2 separate regions of the Homo sapiens genome follow, and region 1 is linked to region 2. Evidence: read pairs that join two places in POLR2A ChIA-PET (ENCODE). Cell type or tissue: MCF 10A. All regions are shown on one strand.

Region 1 (2,500 bases), 130 kb after region 2:
CGTTCAAGACCAGCCTGGGCAACATGGTGAAACCCTGTCTCTACAAAAAATACAAAAATTAGCCAGTGTGGTGGTGTGCATCTGTAGTCCCAGCTACTTGGGAGACTGAGGTGGGAGGATAGCTGGAGCCTGGGAGGTTGAGGGTGCAGTGAGTTGAGATGGTTCCACTGCATTCTAGCCTGGGTGACAGAGTGAGACCCTGTCTCAAAAAAAAAAAAAAAATTGGCTGAAATCTAGCAAAAATGCAAATCTGGGAACACTGTCTTTGAATAGGCCAATTAAGTGTAAATTTTCAGTGTTTAGGGGTTTTCTTAAAACCAGGGAAACATTACCTGAACAGGGCCTAGCTGGGAAGCATCTATGAGAAACTATGTTCAGGTAATGTTGCCAGTGCCCCTCCACCTCAGTCTGGCTCAGTGTACATAATTTCCCTTATTAGAGTTTATTTCAGATACAAGGAGGAATCCCACATAGTCCGTACCTTCAAAGGAGCTTATTCTAGTAGAGGAAATGTCCTAAACCTGGTTAACTCTAGCATCACAGACATACAGATACAGTTATCTGGAAACTGGAGGAGGGAAAAATTGCATCCAGAAATTTAGTGGAAGATGTGATTATTGAGCTGGGTCACAAAGCTCAACAGCCAAATTCACCAGCAGTCTAAAAGACTTGGGTTTAAGCCAGGCGCGGTGGCTCACACCTGTAACCCCAGCACTCTGGGAGGCCGAAGCAGGCAGATCACGAGGTCAAGAGATCAAAACCATCCTGGCCAACATGGTGAAACCCCGTCTCTACTAAAATACAAAAATCAGTTGGGCAAAAAGATTTGGGTTTATTAACCTACCATGACCAGGGAGAGCACCCCAGAGGAAGAAGGGCTGCTTCTCATTACGAGGGAATAGGAAGGGGACTTTGTAAGGTTTGGGCTGGCCCTGAGTAATTCTGAAGAGGGGACAAGGGGAAGTGAGTATCATGGCTATAAAGTTGCTTTCATGAAGTGTGGGCAGTTTAGTAATTGGGTACCTTGGTCGCTTTTGTTCAAGATGTAGGAGCCACACAACAGGCTGGGGAGGTTATTGGTAAGAAAGCAGTAATCATAAGTAGGTGGCTGTTAGGACACTTTACAGCCAAGGTGTGACCTGGAGAGAAAGAAAAGATTGTTTTATGTTATAATTGTCTCATTGGTGTCTGTTACGAGAGACTGAATATACAAATAGACAATGGCTGGACCATTTGTACAACTAGAACTCTGACTGACAACCTGCAGAAACCTCCTCAGGAAACCAATTCGTTATCTACAGCAACCAGCCCAGGAAACAAGCCTGCTGTAAGTCATACTTGCAGGAAGCCAGGTGTTATCTCTAGTGACAATCCAGGAGTAACTTTTCTAACAGCCCCCAAAGCCTAGGACTTAATTAATAACTGGCACCCTATCTCTCACCAGATACAAAAATCAACTCAAAATGGATTAAAGACTTAAACATAAGACCTGAAACTACAAAACTACTAGAAGAAAACATAGGGGAAATGCTTCAAGACATTGAACGAGGCAAAGATTTTATGGCTAAAATTTCAAAAGCATAGGCAACAAAACCAAAAATAGACAAATGGGACTATATTAAGCGAAACTAAAAAGCTTCTGCACAGCAATGGAAACAATCAACTGAGTGAAAAGACAACCTTTAGAATGGGAGAAAATATTTGCAAACTATTCATGCGGCAAGGGACTAATATCCAGAATATACAAGGAACTCAAACAACTTGACAGCAAAAAACCACAAATAATCCATTAAAAAGTGGGCGAAGAATCTGAGTAGACATTTCTCAAAAGAAGATGTACAAAAAACAAATAGGTACATATAAAAAAATACTCAATATCATGAGTCATCAGGGAAATGCAAATCAAAACCACAATGAGATACCATTTCACCCCATTTAGAATGGTTATTATCAAAAAGGCAAAAAATAAGGGTGTTGGCGCACCTGCAGTCCCAGCTACTTAGGAGGCTGAGGTGGGAGGATCCATTGAGCCCAGGAGCCCAGCTCCTTAGCTCAAGCTGCGGTGAGCTAAGATCATGCCACTGCACTCCAGCCTGGGTAACAGAGGGAAGCCCTGTCTCTAAAAAAAAAAAAAAGACAAAAAATAAGGTTGAGCGTGGTGACTCAAGCCTATAATCCCAGCACTTTGGGAGGCTGAGGCGCGAGGATTGCTTGAGCCCAGGAATTTGAGAGCAGCCTGGGCAACATAGAGACCTCATCTCTACAAAAAGTAAAAAAATTAGCCAGGTGTGATAGCAGACACCTGTGGTTCCAGCTACTGGGGAGGCTGAGGTGGGAGGATCTCTTGAGTCTATGAGATCAAGGCTGTAGTGAGCAGTGATCATACCACTGCACTCCAGCCTGGGTGACAGAGTGAGACCTCATGTCAAAAAAAATTAGTATATATACACAATAGAATACTATTTGGCCATAGGAAAAAAAAATGAAAATGTCATTTGCA
Region 2 (2,500 bases):
CTTTGGGAGGCCAAGGTGGGCAGATCACCTGAGGTCAGGAGTTCAAAACCAGCCTGACCAACATGGTGAAACCCAGTCTGTACTAAACATACAAAAAAAATTAGCTGGGCATGGTGGCGCACACCTGTAGTCCCAGCTATGCAGGAAGCTGAGGCAAGAGAATTGCTTGAATCTGGGAGGTGGAGGTTGCAGTGAGCTGAGATTATGCCACTGCACTCCAGCCTGGATGACAGAGTGAGACTCCATCTCAAAAAAAAAAAAAAAAAAAAGATTAATAAAAACAAGTAGGATAATTATTTGCCTCATTTTTGGTGAATGAATGAGTGATGACTGTCACAGTGGGGTGGGTTAAATTAAGGAATAAATGTTTATAAAGCAAAATTTGTAAGGAATGGCCTCTGCTACCACACAGTTAAAAAACAATCACACATTTGGCAGGCTCACTGAGCAATTTCATTCCTCATTGTTCATTGCCTATTGTCATGCATTTGTATAATTATCATATTCTTTACCAATTTTTATTTTATAATAATTTGTATTCATTTATCCATACATTGATTTTCTAACCCATTTATTCCAGTTCAGGGTTGTGGGTGGCTGGAGCCTATCCTGGCAGTTGAGGGTACAAGGTGGGAGCCAATCCTGGACTGAATGCTATTCTACACACGGCACATGAACTCAGACTGGGACACTTTAGACATGCCAATGAACCTAACCTGCACATCGTTGGGATGTGGGAGGAGACCAGAGTACCCAGAGAAAACCCACACAGTCATGGAGAGAAGGTGCTCTAGAACACACCCCAGCAATGATGTCAGGCGTAGCCTCAGAGGGTGGATGGGAGCAGCTTGCAGGGAAATTGAGAGAGCTGGCTCCACTCCCAAGCCCCCCTTCTTTTGAGACAGGGTCTCATTCTGTTGACGAGGCTGGAGTGCAGTGGTATCATCATGGCTCACTGCAGGCTTGATCTCCCAGGGTTGGGTGATCCTCCCACCTCAGCCTTCCAAGTAGCTGGGACTACAGGCACATGGCACCATGCCTGGCTAATTTTTTATATTTTTTAATAGAGGTGAGGTCTCACCATGTTGCCCAGGCTAGTCTTGAACTCCTGAACTCAAACGATCCACCCACTTCAGCATCCCAGAGTGCTGGGATCAGGAGCCACCTGCCTGGCCCTGGCTCCCTTAAAGTGTGACCTTTGAAGGCAAAATGGTAGGTACAATATAAAACACTGCAACAAACCCTGATAATTCCCACGCTTGTTTCTATCCTAAGTCTTGCCCACAAAAGAGAAAACCTATAGCTGACAAAGGTTTGGGAGAGTTCAGCAGGTGTAATCAAAATAGAGTTTGCAGTCCCCACCAGAAAAGATGTGGTGTCAGATGAGGAGCAGATAAATGAGAGCACTGCTCTGATGAGTCACTTGCCTAAGTGATGTCACCAGCTGGGTTTTCACTGCCAGAAAATCAGCAGCTGCTGGACTAGAACATTCCACATCGCTGACAACAGCTCTTCTTCCTTCAGAAGTTTGTTTTCTGCCATTCTGCCAGAACACCTAGCATGCTTTCTCTTTTTATGTTATTTATACTAGAAGGTGAGGAACCTGCCTTTATGTTCTGAACTATGCATGATAGAGGACCCAATTAAAAAAAAAAAAACTCTTTCAGAATTCCAAGCCAAAGCTTCAAGGCCAGAAGCAGCTAGATGTAAATAAGGGCAGGGATTTTTTTATGCAGAGAAACAACTCACTTAAGGTCATACAACAAGCCAGTAAAGACAATACATTTTCTTATTCTTAAACTTAGCCATCATCTCATAAGGCCAATTGGATCCCAGTACTCCTTCATCCAGTGAATTATCAGCAGAGAATCACTTCATTTAGTGACTTGTTCATTTTATTTATTTATTTTTTTTGAGACGGAGTCTAGCTCTGTCACCTCGCCCAGGCTGGAGTGCAGCAGTGCGAATCTCGGCTCACTGCAGCCTCCACCTCCAAGGTTCAAGCAATTCTCCCGCTTCAGCCTCCCGAGTAGCTGGGATTACAGGTGCGTTCCGCCACACCTGGCTAATTTTTGTATTTTTAGTAGAGATGGGGTTTCACCATGTTGGCCAGGCTGGTCTCGAACTTCTGACCTCAAATGATCCACCTGCCTTAGCCTCCCAAAGTGCTGGGATTACAGGCATGAGCCACCGCGCCTGGCCAACTTGTTCATTTTAAATGTAAGTTGTTTAACTCAAAGGGAAATATGCACCTATTAGGTGATTTTTTTTTTTTTTTTGAGACAGAGTCTCGCTCTGTTGTCCAGGCTGGAGTGCAGTGGCACAATCTCGGTTCACTGCAAGCTCCGCCTCCCGGGTTCATGCAATTCTTCTGCCTCAGCCTCCTGAGTAGCTGGGACTATAGGTGCGCGCCACCACGCCTGGCTAATTTTTTTTCTTTTTAAGTTTTAGTAGAGACGGGGTTTCACCATATTGGCCAGGCTGATCTCGAACTCCTGAC

Evidence for each region. ChIA-PET counts read pairs that join two places held together with the same protein. Peaks named below come from ENCODE experiments on the same cell type or tissue, not always from the same donor. Only the 100,000 strongest peaks of a DNase experiment are listed, where the experiment ranks them.
Region 1: POLR2A ChIA-PET joins it to region 2 with 5 read pairs; 9 of 35 experiments call an interaction of 5 or more read pairs at or near these places.

The regions. Positions count from the first base shown.
Region 1 is chr7:44,994,006-44,996,505 of GRCh38, forward strand. LOC102723334 (a long non-coding RNA gene) reads right to left here. Exons shown (of 4, transcript XR_428139.4): 3 at 1,024-1,139. Among named protein-coding and RNA genes, the nearest start is that of CCM2, 4.9 kb to the right of the region's middle. RefSeq lists enhancers at 925-974, 1,055-1,104, 1,145-1,204, 1,225-1,274. In MCF 10A, no CTCF peak of the experiment used is centred here; no DNase peak of the experiment used is centred here.
Region 2 is chr7:44,866,062-44,868,561 of GRCh38, forward strand. No RefSeq gene overlaps it. Among named protein-coding and RNA genes, the nearest start is that of MIR4657, 14 kb to the right of the region's middle. In MCF 10A, no CTCF peak of the experiment used is centred here; a DNase peak (open chromatin) is centred at 1,450.